2 separate regions of the Mus musculus genome follow, and region 2 is linked to region 1. A link is a loop called in an ENCODE intact Hi-C map of the cell type or tissue named here. Cell type or tissue: left cerebral cortex. All regions are shown on one strand.

The links. A loop is a pair of places that touch in the nucleus more often than their neighbours do. Peaks named below come from ENCODE experiments on the same cell type or tissue, not always from the same donor. Only the 100,000 strongest peaks of a DNase experiment are listed, where the experiment ranks them.
Region 2: a loop joins it to region 1, with 8 times the contacts of the local background. A loop is called at or near these places in 26 of 42 quality-filtered maps.

Annotation. Positions count from the first base shown.
Region 1 is chr15:74,688,755-74,696,754 of GRCm38, reverse strand. It overlaps Gm32994 (a long non-coding RNA gene), which reads right to left. Exons shown (of 5, transcript XR_003951652.1): 4 at 249-304. Among named protein-coding and RNA genes, the nearest start is that of 4933427E11Rik, 16 kb to the left of the region's middle. In left cerebral cortex, a CTCF peak has its summit at 4,259 (motif pointing right); DNase peaks (open chromatin) are centred at 2,730, 3,273, 3,625 and 4,267; H3K27ac peaks cover 395 bases.
Region 2 is chr15:74,635,562-74,643,561 of GRCm38, reverse strand. It overlaps Mroh4 (maestro heat-like repeat family member 4), which reads left to right and starts at 7,244. Exons shown (of 27, transcript NM_001177437.1): 1 at 7,244-7,346; 2 at 7,955-8,000. In left cerebral cortex, a CTCF peak has its summit at 3,231; DNase peaks (open chromatin) are centred at 1,572, 2,510, 3,220 and 5,252.

The sequences.
Region 1 (8,000 bases):
TGCTACATGGGATAAAAATGCTCACAATCTCCCTAACAGCCAGGGACTAACAAAGCATCTAGTGCCAGACAAGAGAAACCTCCCCCAGAATTAATGGTCAGCAGTGTCAAAGACATCACCCAAAGGACACAAACAATTTGTCGTTGTCCTTGGTTCTCTCCTGTAACCTGACCGTAAGACTCCGTTGCTCAAGAGTCCACAATCTGCAGACATAGGGTCTGGAGGAATCAAGCTGGAACTAGCCTTACCTGGGAGCCTCTTTCCCAAGGACTACTTCTTGTAGGATCGGAAGGTGCTGTGCAAGCTTCAAAGAGAGACATTTAATCAATATACAAAGTCCATATACGTTGAATAAATGTAACAAGTTGTTAAGTCTGTGTTCCACAATCACAACCGGCTCAGCAAGCTAACCCCAGGGATTCAACAGTGACATTTTTATCTTGTTTTAACCAACAGATGTCTAACTAGATTTAAGGCCATTAAATGGGAGGGCATTCATGCCTTGAAGTGTAAACCTAAAACAACTATATGTGGTCAGAGAGGTCGTATACCCAGGCTAGTACTTCATACTATCATTTTCCTAAATCAACAATGTAACTGTATTCTAAATATGTATCATTATACCCGCAGGTAAGTGTAGTTCTTACCTCTCATCAAAGCAGCTTGTCTTTGCCTTAGCCAGAGACTATTACAGAGATCCGCCAGTGGTCAAAATGCAGAGAATCAATGACCATGGTTTGCCTGGATCCAATCAGTACATCTACAGTACAATCCCTCCACTACAGCTCATTAAACATTGTGGATGATGGGCCAGAGGAGCAGGATGACTGTTGCAAGTGCGCCAGTGTCACCTTAGATATTTGAAATCCCAGTAGCCTTATTCCCTGAATAAGACCTGAAAGACGACAACATCAGTTGATCTGCCAACCCTGATGGCTGAACTTCACAAGATCCTGGAGGACTAGCTGCAGGCCACCAATGATTGATGAAAGAATCAGTTTTATCCAGGAATGAACTTCCTGATGGGTTATCCAGTTCAGTTTGTCACCCATAAATACATGCACGTATGAACAGTATCAAGTGGAGCTTACAGTTTGTACATATATACAGTTGTGTGTAAGTGTGCATGCATAAGACAATAATAGTTAAATAAAATGTCCTGAGTCTGAGAGGGAATGGTGTGTATGGGAGGTGTTTGAGGAGTGACTGAGGGATAGAAATGATCTCAATGCAGTACCTTTGTATGAAATTATCAGACAAACAAGCATTTAAAAAAATACATATTGGACTTTCTGAAGACGAAGACAGGTTTCACCAAATAGGCAATAATCTATTTCAAGGTATGCAATCAAAGTTTCTTCAATGTCTCCCTCATTTTGAGCCCATTTCATTTGTGACCTATTTGGAGCAAGGGTCTGACATCATTATCATAGGTCTTTCCTCAACACAGAATCAACCGATGCTTCCTCTGTGGCTTTGGGGATCTTCCATGTCACTAGGAAGCTCTGAGCATTGTGTTTCTTAAACAACTTTTTCAGGCGCTAATTTCTTTGAGATGCAGGAGGACTGGCATTGAGAAAGAAACTCATCTCATCTATGCAAGGAAGAATTGCAAACCTGTGCTCCTTTGTTTGAGGCACTTGAGATAGACCCTCAAGAAACTTTCACTGATGTAAACAATAACATGTCCCCCAAATACCATGGTAAAAGATGTGACAGGAACAAAGGTTCATGGGACAAAACTGTTTCACTTGAGTTTCAGAGTGGACTGGAGGTCTTGTAACAACTGTAGGCCGGGGGAAGTATTGCAATGCTAAGAAACAGGATGCGCAGTGGGTTGAGAAGGACACAAAATGGTGTGAGTTCTGAACTTTTCCATGTCGCAGGCACGCAACCTTCTGAACAGCATTTAAATCACCGTATTTCCTTTTTAATGTGCAGAGAAGAATGGTGGTAAATTTACTTATACAGCACACAGCTCAGTACTGAACAAATGCACACTAGTGTCAATAATTGTAACTTGTATGGATTTTGAAGCCAACAATATTATTTTATAAAATCACTTAGTTTTGCTTTAATTGTACAAATGGATAGTCATTACTTGGCAGGGAGGCAATGGAATGTTCTTGGTGTAAATTGTTTCATACATCTAATAAATGATGTCATATGCACACTAATTTCCCATTAAAAAGGACATTAAATTAGGAATATATATGTTTACATAAACGCACACACATAACATGTGCACTTGTTCTCGCAAGATACTAAAGACTATTAACAAATAAACATTTCTACACAAACAGCCAAGGAATTTGAATGGTAAAATATATTAAATTAATATATTTAATTGTTTAAACCATTTAACCATTTCTCTGTCATCTTAGAACAGGACTAATACATGGGGTTAAATGGGATTCTGAAGTCATCATTGAAGTATTAAAGCAAGGCACTGGTCACATCTTAAAGGATGCGTTTGGATCACTGCACTATGCTCAGGCAGGAAAATCACATAAGAATGGTAATTATCACAGAATTTAGGTACAGAATAATTACAACAGTTGTACTTTATACCAGGTGAGAGTTTATTGTTTAAATATTTTTGGAATAAGTGTTTGACTCAGCTTTTTTGCCAAGGAGCAAGCAAAGGGAAAGATACATGAGAAGTAGCAATGCACAGCATAGATATTTTAGGGCTGATTCATAGTGAGTCAGGGAATCAGTGCCAAGGACCTGAACATATTGGGAAGTGTTCCACCATTGAGTTGCCCACTAGCTTCTCTTTATGAAGCTTTAAGATCTTTGTCCTTGGGAGATCCAGCAGGCTACATTTCATTCCAAGAAGAGCCCCATGCGTGGTTAGAGTTGGTGTCATGCTATCATTTTTATTATTATGGTTTTTGAATCTCAAAATGTACAGCTCCCCAGAAAATCCTATTGCTTTCCCCTTAGAAACATTACATCCATTCTATTCCTTGTGTGTCCAGAAGAGTAAAAGGTTCTCTAAGTCCAAAGAAGCCAAATGTCTGGTGGATGTGGCAGACCTGAGGAAAGCCTTGCCATCGTTTGTTCATGGTGACTTGGTACCATAAAGCCCGTCCTTCAGCCCAGTGGGGAGTACCCATCAGGGCCTATTGTGTTTATCACAATAGCCATGAGCCTTGAAAGCTGGCAGTCCACATGCCCATGAGTTTGTAAACTCAAGATTGCTTCCATTATAACACTACCGTGCTCTGGCAGCCCAGACTCTTAAGACTGGCCCACAGCCGTTGCTAGGCATCGGAATCTCATCGCCTATTTAAAGCATTTCAGTATCCTAGAAGACCATCACAGAGAGTTACTTTGTAGGAGTCTCTCTTTTCTGCCATCAAATTGATTTGTGAATATACTAAATATTGGGTGCAAACAAATTGCAGAAAGGCCAAGGATGCTTTCCCTCTTTCACAGTAATCTGTACACTGGGTCCTTTACATCAGCCTCCGTAGTACAATCTGTGGTTGTGACAGATCTCGGTCACCTTTCTCAGGGAAGGTGCTGGGACGTGATTGGCCTAACAGGTGCTTTTCCATATTAAGGAATGTTTCTCAAGACATTTGAGTCTGTGCATCAGGAATCCAGAATGCTTTCCAACTCTGCCTCAGCAGGAAGACAATGAGTACAATCCTCTGAATCTAAATGTTACCAGCTCCATTTAACAGCTAAACCCTACCACATCTCATCAGTGTGCTTATGCATGTGTGAGAAATGATTTTATCTTCTTTTGGGGATAAGCATGTAGACTCAGGATCATCATGGGGAAAAACTAGCTAGCTCAGTGTTTCCTTGTTGACTAAAGGAAGACCAGCCAGGGATCCAACCCACGTCTTGGAATTCATTACTGTTTTCACCTTGGGCTGACTCTTCAATTCAGTAATAACACTTTCTGATATCTGTAGCATTTAATAATAGGCCCATTCAAAACTTACAAGATAGTTTTCATTTGAGATTCTAATCAGTTCAAGATTGAGAAGCAAATTATACACCGTTTTACCATTTCTGGGCATATTTCTATGTCATAGCAGCCCAGCAAATTGAAGGAGCAAAATCCAGAGATTTGGAAGCCTAAGTCTGGAGCCTAAGAGAAACTGTTGTGGAGCAAGAAGACTTAAGACTCCTTCTAAAATCAGGGCATTTTCCATCCTGTCAAGATAACTAGATTTTTTAAAAAGGGTTACTTATTATCTATACAGTGTTCTGCCTGCGTGTATGCCTGCATACCAGAAGAGGGCACCAGATCTCATTAGAGAGGTTATGAGCCACTATGTGGTTGTTGGGAATTGAATTCAGGACCTTTAGAAGAGCAGCCAGTGCTCTTAACCTCTGTGCCCTCTCTCCAGCCCAATCTGGGCGGTTTGAACTGTATTGCCCTTGACCCAATGCCATTTCGCTTTGTTTTTTCCTTATTCAATGAGGAACATTGTAAAAGGCTTTAGGGCTCATAAATGTGAAGATGATGGCAACATTTCCTCAGAAAAATCTCTGATACTGTTTGAAATACTCTTGTGAATTTAATATATTGATAAATGTTTTCCCAACAGTATTAAAAATAATAGCTTTTTCTGCGACCATTCTGTACGTGGCAGAGAGAGTATTGTCTGGGAGCATGAGAATATGTTAATTGCAGGAGAACTAAGTGTGGCCGAGGTGAGTCTTCTTGCAGTTTTATGCTCCACAGTCCTTCCTTAGACGAGAAAGTTTAAAGTAAGAAAGGTTTGATTCTCAAAGTGTAATATAAAAATTTTAAAAATACAATTTTAATTGAACTATGATTGTGTCGCTTCTCCTATTTTCTTTCTTCACTTGAGCCCCATCTCAGCCACTTAAAAAACACTATTACACCCAGAGTTATTCAAGGAATTGATTATATAAGAAAGCATGTATTGTTTAAAAGTTTATCACCCTTGCACTCCAAATTTTACATATTTGCATATGTAATTTTAAATTAGCATGTTGGGATGACAAGTCGAGTCTGCTCCTGTCCTGCTCAATCTCTGCATATATTAGTGTATTAAAAATAGATTTTCTGTTTGGGCCTGAAAACCCCTGGAATCTCAGTCTCTTGTCCCTGGGCCATCATCTAACACTCTTTTGCTTCTTCCACTATCTTTCTTCTGTTCTGTAACTGACTCAGGACATTTTACAATGAGGGCACTCCTTTCCAGACCTTTCACAATGGGGACATTCTTTTGTTAATGTGCTGCCTAGCACCGGGGTTTGGCCTGTGCACCTGAGCAAATACCGTCTGAGGGTTTCAGCTTTATAAATCCTCCATTTCCCAAGAGTAAACGAGACTTGAACAGAATTTTTGTCTTGCCTCCTTCCTCAGCGTCTTCTGATCCCAAAATTTGTCATTGTAGCTCCCTTCCCACGAGAAACCTGTTGTTTAAGTCCTGCAGGTTGGGGCAATTTTCTAAAGATCTTAGCATGTGGTGTATTCCCACGGTATTCATAGCATACCACATAGTACTATATTTTTTGTGTGTATGTGTGTGTTGCCTGCCTTTATGCATATGTGCTTGCCTGATGTTCATGGGGCTCAGAAGGACACATTGTGGGTCCTGGAACTGCCATTATCTGTGGTTGTGAACCAACATGTGTGTGCTGGGATGGAATCTCTACCCTGACCCTCTGTGTGAACAACACGGAGGCCTTAACTGCTGAGCCATCTCATCTCTACTACTCCTCACACTGTACTTTTTCGAAACATGCATTTTGATTCATATTTACCACCACTGGATTGCAGTAAGTGAATATGAATACCTTCTATAGCCGTCAACGAAAACGTGATTTGTATCAGTCCAACCAGATACACTATTCAATCATTTTATGATTTCTTTTTCCTAAGGAATTTAAATAATTTTCGCTTTTGTACCTTAAAACTCTTCCATTTTGGCCACTGCAGCCATACTGTGTTACTAAGACATTTACTTACATGGTGATTGCTTCTTTCTCTGACATATGGTAGTGGTAGAGTTTCTAAATATATAACTAGAAATTAGTGTTTTTTTAACAGTTTGAGGGATTGAATGCAAGGTTCCATGCTTGTGAGGAAGGTACTCCATTCAACTGCTACACTTCCAAGTCTGCCTTTCCTTTTGTCTTTGTTAATCAGCACAGTGATATGGCAAAGGGTTTTCGTGTTGTAAAATCACTATGTCTTCAGACATCTGCTTTATAAAAGGAAGGCTGGAGGGAAGAGGTAGTGCGGATTACTGGTCAGCATTGGTGGGGTCATTCTGCTCTGTGGTTCCATATAGACTGATGAGCATGGAAAGGCAGCCTTAAGGGGTCATACTTCAAACCTGCAGTCACGTCTATCACATAAGAGGTTATACTTCAAACCTGAAGTCAACTCTATCACATAAGAGGTTATACTTCAAACCCGCAGTCAACTCTATCACAGGATTTCTACCATGAGCAACAACACTAGAATGAAATACTATGAGTGAATGAAAATCGCCCTCTTCTTTTGAGGAAAAGAAGATGAAACCCTTTTATCCATGCCTCCTTTAAATTCTCTTTTTGTTGTGTGTGATTGCTTTCTGTGTTACTAAGTATTGAACTTGAAGCTACAACAAGAGGATGCTTAATCATTGATCCCCAATCCTAACTCATCTTTTATCTTATTCTTTCTCATCGGTAATGCCATTAGGGTCACAGTTTTATAGTAAATGAAAAACAAATTAAAAAGTGGCATATATACACATATCGCAAGCACATATCTTCATATGTGTATATAATTTCACATCAGAAAATTCATCCCTCGCAGCCACCTTCTCCAACCTCACAGCCCCTGTCTTCTCTATATGAGCAAGTACAGAGTGGACTCTTCTCTCATGGCTGTGATCTTACCAGTGGTTATTTCCAAGGGGGGACAAAGAAAGCAAGCGAGTTTCTACTCTGTTTGCATTGCAGGTAAGAATGAGAATTACAGTCGTACTTACAAGAGCTCATCATCACCTAACCCGAGAAGAGCAGGGAGGGTGAGAAGCACTGATTTCACCTCCTCTCTTTGCTCTGATGCCTTGCAAGTTGTTGTGATTAACATCACTCTTAACAGTTTCCCACCATTTTGAGAGAAATTGAAAAGTGCAGTGTTCATTGCCTCTGGTTGTCTGACGGGTCGTTTCATCCTTAACTGCAAGATGCAACTAAAGGTTCAGAAAAGCCTTTTTACCGGGTGTGGTGGCACATGCCTTTAATCCCAGCACTCAGAAGGCAGAGGCAGGGAGATTTCTGAGTTCGAGGCCAGCCTGGTCTACAAAGTGAGTTCCAGGACAGCCAGGGCTATACAGAGAAACCCTGTCTCAGAAAACCAAAAATAAATAAAAAATTAAAATACAAAATACAAAAAAGGGAAAAGCCTTGTTTCATAACAAAATATTTATATACTGTCTTCCAATTGTCACTAGTATTGGCATTCCAGTAATTCCAATTACTTTCGTTGTTAATGGAGATAGGTACTGATTCTGGTAATGCCAGTATTTTCAATCAGTCTGATACTTTAGCTAGGAACATGGCCATTGTAAATTGCCACTTCATTTTAGATATCAAACATTGATAATTTCTTACATTCTTTTATTCAGTAAATTCAAAGAAGGTGATGATTTCTTTCTTTTTTTTAAAGATTTATTTAGTTTATGTGAACACAGTCCCCCCTTCAGACACCCCAAATCCCATTACAGATGGTTGTGAGCCACCATGTAGTTGCTGGGAATTGAACTCAGGACCTCTGGAAGAGCAGTCAGTGCTCTTAACTGCTGAGCCATCTCTCCAGCCTGACAACTTAATATATTCCTTGTTAGTAATATAGTCATTATTTACCCAAGGAGCTTTTTCAGGTATATTTTATTAATATCATTTAATAAAATAGTTTTTCTTTAGTCACAGAAAATCATCCTGAAGACATCTCTCTGCCAGGTTAAGATTTCAGAGTTTTTAAAAATGAATGCTAACTGGTCATT
Region 2 (8,000 bases), 53 kb after region 1:
TACGGGTAAGCCTGAATCATATAGGCTATCTTGGCCTCCTCTGCACACTCAGGTCCCTTCTCTGGAGACTCATAAGGCTGCCAGTGCTCACCCCAGTTCCTCTCAGACGATGTCTGGGGAAGGCTCCCTTGTCCACTTGTCTGCTCCCAGGCAAACAATCTGCAGCTGAAGCCTCCAAGGGATGCCTATCCTCAGCTGGTTCAACATCGGCTCAGATGGGCCCTGGGCCTCCTTCTCTATTCTCACTCATACACTTGGCATAGAACATCACAAAGTGCCAGAGAAAGTTAGGCAAGATCATTTTATCTCAGGGATGTAAGGCAGGCTGATGCTGGGCAAGGGGGCCTGCAGCTCCTGTGCAGAAGGCGGCAGCAGAGTGCTTGTTTCCTTCAGCAAGAGATGTCAAGGAAAGGGGGCCAAAATCATTGGCCTTTCACATCTTTTGTTTGGGGGAAACCTTACATTGTAACCAGGCTGCACGGGTACTTTCTGCACACAAGATTAATCCTTCAGCAGGCATGAGCCGAGGGACTATGGGGCCCAGAGTTCACCTCTGCTGCAACCTGTTAAGAACACTGAATCCCTGTGAGTAGGGAGGGCCTTTGAGAAGGGAAGAGTTTGGTGTATGGGTGTGGCAGTGGGCTAACCTGCTACGAATTCCATTTTCCTTAGCCTCCAGCTTGACCCTTGGAGGATGAAGTCTAGACTGAAGACAGATTGGGGGACAAGTAGGGTCTCAGCACCTCAGAGCTCCACCCCCTGGCTTCCTCTGGGCCATGGGAAGGCATTCTGTGCTGGAAGAAGTCTTAGAGACCACCCAACCCCAGGCTTCTGCCTCAGCTTAACCAGGCTCCAGTCCTGCCCAGTTGGGAGCTGTGAGCACCCTGTGAGCATCCACCGTGTGCAACACAGCCTTTATCATAACTCTGCGTCCCTCAAGGCACAATATGACAAGGGCTATGCATCACTTACCCCGTTGTCCACTGTACTCTTCCAACCTAGTGCCCAGTCTTCAGCCTCTACTTATGCTGCATGTCAGATGGACAGAGGCAGACAGGGTAGACACCATGTACAGAGTGGCCTTGGATGGTCTGTGCCTCCCCCAGCACTCCTGGCTCTTCCTTGGACATAGATCTACTCTCCCAGGCCTCTGTCCCATTCTCTATGCCACCCCTATTTCTCCAGAACACCCTCTCTCCCCAGGCCCCAAGCCAGAGGGATGTGCCTACCACCCTCACAGCCTCACCTAACCCAGTCACTATCCACCCTGCATTATGTAATGCCTCCCATCAACATGACACCTATGATGCAGTCTTTTGGGGACTGGCTCTGTCTTCCCCAAGCCTGACCAAGCACTTATCAACCTTCATCACAGCCTCATGCAGTAAGCACTATGCAGGAAAAGTAGCTCAGGGGTCCTTCCAGAGCTGACCCTCAATTCCAGGGGTGCCTGGTGTTCCCTCCCAGATGCTGCTTGCTTGTTGGACTATCAGCCAGATATTGCTGACCATACACTTCCAACTGCCAACCACACCACCCGGTGAGTCTGGAGTGCTAGCAGAAGCTCAGATACTGCCAGTAACACTCCAGACTATCTCCGGCTCATTACCATTGCATCGTGAAAAATCCCCCACCATCTCCATAACAGAGTCAACCAAATCAGAGGAGGGGGTAGGGTAGTGCCTGGTCCCTGAAGGTTCCCTTTCTGTGAAAAACTCTGACAATGACAGACAGTGTGCACACCACACCCTCACAACCCTCTCCAGGCAGAAGCCTCAAAGTTCAAAAGACTGCCAGAGAAGCTGCTTTCTAGAGTTGGGGCTTCCTTCCTCATTCTCTGGCCACCGAGGCAATTTCCCGCCTGTTCTCAGGGCCTCTGGAGTATCTGCCCTTGGGTACGAGGAGGAAGAGGACTTGTAGGTTCAGTGACAAGACAACACGACACTTGTGGAGGTGTGCAGTTTCCACAGGTCCAGCCTTAGGGGCTTATGGGAGAATCTACTGCTCCTGCTGTGAAGGCTGCGTCCAGGAGAGCCTGAACAGAGTGCCTCCTGAATTTCTCACTTCAGACCACCACAAGAACTTCTCAGAATCCCCCCCAACGTCCAGTTCCCATCTGGGACTCAGGTTCAAAGGTGAGGGACACATTCTCTTGGGGCAACTAAGGGGGCAATCATGGGAGTCTCTCAGGAATGTCGCCTCTTCTCCCTGCTATAGCCCAGAGATGGGAAGAAAGCCCCGACAAGTCCTGTGACTGGGTGATCCTGTTCCCTGTCTGGGCTACTGGACATTGACTGGTCCCTGCTGAGTGACAGCTCAATTGGGTGGAAGGAAGTAGGGTGGCTACCCCCTGCGCCTCTTCCTCAATGGGCCTTTCCTCTTGAAGGGGACCAGAGATGTCACCCGCCTCCACTTCTCACACTTCAAATCCCATAAGACACCTTGCACTTTCAAACAACTTTGCAGTGGGTACCAGCCCACTTCCTCCTTCTGCTATGTTGGCCAGGCTGGCCATCCATGAGGACAAACCCCAACCCAGCATCCTCAGCCTCCAGCTTGCCACATCCGTCTTGCCATGAGCCCCCAAGCTCCCTTCCTGCTTCTGTGAAGCCATTTTCCTCCCAGCCACCCAGCAAATGTCTATACGTGCTCCAAACCCCAGCTCCCAGCTCCGAGGCCCGGGTGAGGCCTGCATCCATTCTACAAGCAGCAGAGCTCCCTCTTCTGCTTACTTGCCCTGTCTTCTCTGATGGCTCTTGGGCTTTGCCTCTCTCCTTTCCCATGCGATGGGTGACAGAACAGCCTGTGCTCTCAATTATTTTGTGCAGACTAAGAAGACACGCAGTAGAGGAAGCCTGAGGGTTAAGGTAACAGTGGCCACAGTAGACTGGGAAGCTAAGAAGACACGCCCCACTCGCCCCCACATCTCTCTCTACAAGCATGGGAGCTATCTTCCAGTACTGGCCCACACTATCCATCCCATCTTGTTCCCTCGTGCCCCAAATTCCCTCCTGCCCCACCTCCAAAGGTAATGGAGGCAAACGCAAGTCAACAAAACATAGAACAATACAATATAAAGCGTCTGGAAAAGCAAGCCCCGCCCTGGATTTCTGTGCCTGTAAGGGAAGGAAGGAAACAATATCAAATGCCCCACAAAGTTTTACACAGCTCAGGCCTTGGGATAGGGCTTTTTTCCTTCAGGTCCCGGCTAGGGATGAGGGTGACCCCGTGTGGTTTGGATGTGAAGTGTCCCCAGAAGGCTGAAGAGTTGAAGTCTTCGTGCCCAACTGATGGATCCAGTCATTGAGAGGTGACTGGACTTGAACCTCACCAATGGGTTAATCTGTTGCTGGAGCCATAAATTGGTGGATTTTAGGAGGTGGGAATCTTGCTCAAAGTAGTTTATTGGGAAAATATATTATTGTTCTGCTTCCTGGCCATTAGGGAGTAAGTAGCTTCATCCATCTCCCACGCTAAGCAATGGAGTCGGTTGTCCATGGGATAAAACAATTGAATCTATGAGCCAAAATAAATCTTCCTCCCTTGCTTGGCCAAGTGTTGTAGGGACAAAGCATCAGACTCCCACACTGCACCTGTATCCCTCGCTAGGAAGCAGAGTGGACTCCTGAGACTCTGCCCCAGGCAGTGACATAGAGGGATTTGGCAGCCAGCAGAAGACCTTCTGATGAGCCCCCATCCCAGCCCCTTAGCAATAGAGGTGGTCTGTGAAAGCATGCTGCAGGCTGCACGCTCTTTAGTGTCAACTCTGGGGTGCTCATTTTTTTTCAACAAAATTTCCACAGAGCTGATGGTCCATTAGATAATACCACAAGCGAATTTCATTCTAACACACTGAGCTCTCCAGGCAGGGAGCAGCTTGGGCCTCACTTTTGCAACATGGCAGGTACAGAGAATCAAATAGGTTTGATGGCACCTGGAAAGGACCAGTCCACCTCTGGTTATCACTTTCTGCTGATCATCTTTCCATGGCATCTGCTTTTACTGTTCGGTTCTTCATCTGCACCAAGAAACAGTCTCCTTGAGTCCTTATTACAAATCACTAATGGCCCAGATGGGACCTTTCATCTGAGAGCGCATCATCTTTTCCCTGTCTGAGAGGTAGTGCTGACACCTGCCTGCTGCTGACCCAGAGACCAGGTCTGCCTTTGCTTGGGGATGCCTGTAAGACAAGTAGTGATGCCTTCTCCTTGACATAGTTTGGGGACAGATTCTACTTGTCATATTGAGTCTGGTACTGTGGGGAGAGGGAGGCTGGAAAGGGGTGGAGAAGAGCGGTTTACAGGACTGGAAGCCCTGGCAATGCTTGCTGGTTTGGCCAAATGAAAATGGCTGGTACCCGGTCAGCACACCGACTGGTCTGACTCAAGTCTGTTTGTCTGTTTAGGGATGCCTGACAAAGAGGCATCCTGTATCTGTTAAGTGTAAGCCTCGAACCCTTGCTCTCCCAATTCGCAAAGCCTGCTTCCTTTTCCAGTATGATCTATATGGCCAACTGATCAGTCAGGCTCAAAGCTATCTTTGACTTCAGTTTTGAAAGAAAGAGAAAAGGCATGGTCCAAGATTAAGAAGTCTCAGCGTTAGAGTCTAGGTGTTTAAAAAACAATCCATTGCTACATTAACAGTGGCACTCACTCCTGCACAACCTTGGAGACTATGCATAGGGTGTGGCGAACCCTGTGCCCCCGGGGCCAAAAGATCTAACTAGAAAAACTCAGCGAAGACTGCACTGCTGACTCCCGGCCTCTGAGGAACATGTTTCCAGTCTCCATGGTAGTTCTGTGTGCTCAGTTGTTGGTACTGGATGTATCGACAACTTCAATAATTAGGTCTTTTGAGTAAAACATGTACATGTCTCAGGTTGTCACTACACTCTTTCAGAAGTTAGGACAGCAATAGGCTGACATGTGCTCCAGTTTGAAAGGCACAAGAAGAAAATAAAAGACCAAGGCAGGAGGGGCTAGAGGGGAAGGCATAAGTCTTTTCTAGTAAACACACCCCCCCCCCTTGTAGCTAATTCCTAGGTGCTCAAAACAAAATTAAGAAAAAATGGCTGCCCAGTGGCCCTGACCTCAAACACAACCTCCACAGACCTGAGCCTAGGTGACTCTCCATTAAAAACAGTATGGGGGGGACCCTCTGTGGTAGACAAATAAAGTTTCAAGTTTAGGGGAATCTGTGGGCTGTTGGGTGTGTGGGAAGAAGTTGAACCAGATACCCAAGCTAGCTACCCATATGCTCAATGCTACTGTGGCTCTAAGGATGTGTTAATGTCAGTTCTCAAAAGCAGGGCTCAAAGAAGGTGCAGTGACTAAACAGTCTAGGAAGGCCCTCTGTCTGTCCGGACAGGAGGAATATTCTTAACACAACCCCTCATTAAAAGGTTGCAGCCACTGTTATGGTCTCACAAGTAAAATGAGGTTCTATTTCAAGCTACTCCCCAGACCCCAGGTCTCCCGAAGTTTTGGTTAGAGTTTCTGGCTCTCCCCATCCCCTTTTGGAGAGTAGGGGAGGGGAGGTGTGCCAGAAAATACACCACAATATTTTCATGTTGGTGTGTCAGGTCAAATCCTGACTGGCATCATAGAAGTTTTACGGGAGGCAATTTGGATCTGCGATATAGGAGACTCTACTCTCCATGGAGATTTGAGACAGTTAAAAAAAAATCTCCCCCCAAATTCAACCTGGTTTCAACCAGGGCTATGGGGCCCCCAGTAACTCTTGTAAAAGTTCTGCTATAGGCCTTGCGCCCTTTGCTGCCTACTACTTTTCTTAGATGGAGATGAGAAATCATGTCTTGGGGTACAAACTGGCATGTTCCCTAAAAATCAAACTTATCTCATGCTATGTAGGCACTTGACATGTTCAACAGTTATCCCCCGAGCAGTTCCCTTGCACCACAGGAAGTAGGTTCGGAAGGAAGGTCTATATCCCTCAGGAAGGAAAGCCCAAAATGTCTCAGGGAAGGGACAGTGTGCAGTGTGCAGAGACAGCTTCAGGGGGTTTTTCTGCAGAGGAAGTAAGTCAAGAGGGCCTAAGGCAGTCATAGCAACTACCCTGGAGTTTCTCATTCAGAGGTTTTGCTGGGGACCTGAGACTAGAACCAAGCCCTAGACCCCAGCTCTTCTCAGAGAGTGGACTCTCTCTGTCTTTCTGTCTCTCTCTCTCTGGACAACAGATGGCTGTACCTCAGCCCTTCACAATGGTAGCTTGACCTGCTTCAGCAGAGTGGGGCCTGCCTCTTGTTCTCCCAGGGGTAGGTAGCTTTGCATCCAGAAAGACCCCGTCTTCCTTCCTACAAGGCTTCCACCTGCCAGCTTTTGTCTATCTCAACTCATGGAGAGTCAAACTTGTTCATCAGGATTCCTGCCAAAGTCCCCAAAGCCTAGCTGTGAACGGGCCCTGAGTTCCAGAAGCACACTCAGGGACTCAGTATCCCTCATTAAAGAAACGAAAAATAAGCAATCAAAAACCTCGCCACTGATGGGTTCTCTATCACACCTATTGAAGCAAGGTTGCTGGACAGGAGCCAGGCCTGTGCTGAAGCCAGCTCCAGATCACAGATTGATCCCGAGGCCCAGCGAGAGCAGGGCCAGGGACTACGAGGGGCTGTTTTTCTCGAAGACAGCTAACCTTTCTTCCATCAGCCTGCATAGCTGTTGTCTGTACACTGGGGTGGGGGTTACTGGTGATCTTTCAGATCTTCGAGTGGCAGTTGGCTTAGCCACACCCCTTCCAACTGTCATTCTGAGGGGCATTGCAGACCGAAGAGTAGACTAGTCCAAATGCCCTGGGGTAACCACAGTGATTATATGTCCCAAGACCACCTGGACAGTGTTCCTTCTTTGGCCATCAGGTCCTCAAGTCAGACTTGGAGGAGCAAGCCAGTAGCAGAGCTGCAGATATTACAGGGGCTCTAGGTAGGGTCCCCCCAGGCCATCTAAACCATGAAGCAGGCTCTGTCAAGCAGCTGTACATGTTCAAGCCTCCTAGGGGGACAAAGTCTATTCTTGAGACTGTCAGATGGGGCAGAGGTTTTACAAAAGGAGCCCCCCTTAGAGCTCCTCTGGGACTATTCCCAGTAGCCCTTACTGTTTTTCAGATGACACTGACACAGATAATGTGTCTTGCCCCTGTCTGATTTCCATTGCTCCTCAACTGCCCTCAGTGTCGGTTAGGATGGAATCCTCAGGGCTGAGGTTCCCTCCTGACCTCCCAAACACCCAGTGGCTGTTGGGAACTTGTCACTCAAGCCTTTGGGGGCTTCTGGTTGGATTTCTTGGGGGCACAATCCCCACTGAGCCTTGGGGATAGTAACTCAAAGACAGGTCTGTCTTTGAGGAGGCATTTTGCCTTAATTAAGCCCCAACTGGGGACTAGTCGAGATTTTGTCATCTCAGGGAACCTTTCGAGTCTGTCCCCTGCCCCCAGACAACCAGATCTCACAATGTGTGTGTGTGTGTGTGTGGGGGGGGTTTCCTTCAGAAGCTTCAATAGTAGATGGCAGGATCCTGAGTGGATATTCCCACACCCTGAAGGATGAGAAATACCCTCTCCCTCTTCTTTCTTAACCCTCTAGGTCATCTGGTTCTGTACAGCTGCCTTATTTTATACTCTTCTGCTGTCTCTCCCCAGTCGAGGGCACTCTCTGGATTGCCAGGCAACAATGAGAATCTCAATAAACTTCTCCTTAGGAATGGGGTGGGAGGCAGGGGAAGGAGGGGAGACACACCTAGTGGAAGCAGAGTCTCCTGCAAAGTCTCTTTTTCCCTCCAGGGAGCTGTTGGGAGTCCCAAGAGCGCTCCTCTACTCTTGGCTAACTCTAGCCTCCTTTCTCCCTTCCTTGAATCTTGATGCAGGCAGGGCCCAAAGTTTTCAACTTTACCCTTGGCTAGGCACAAACAGCCCCCAGTCACATTGCCTCCCTTCTTCTCAGGCTGCCCAAGGCCACCAGGCTCAAGACTTCAGGTGCTAGCAGAGCC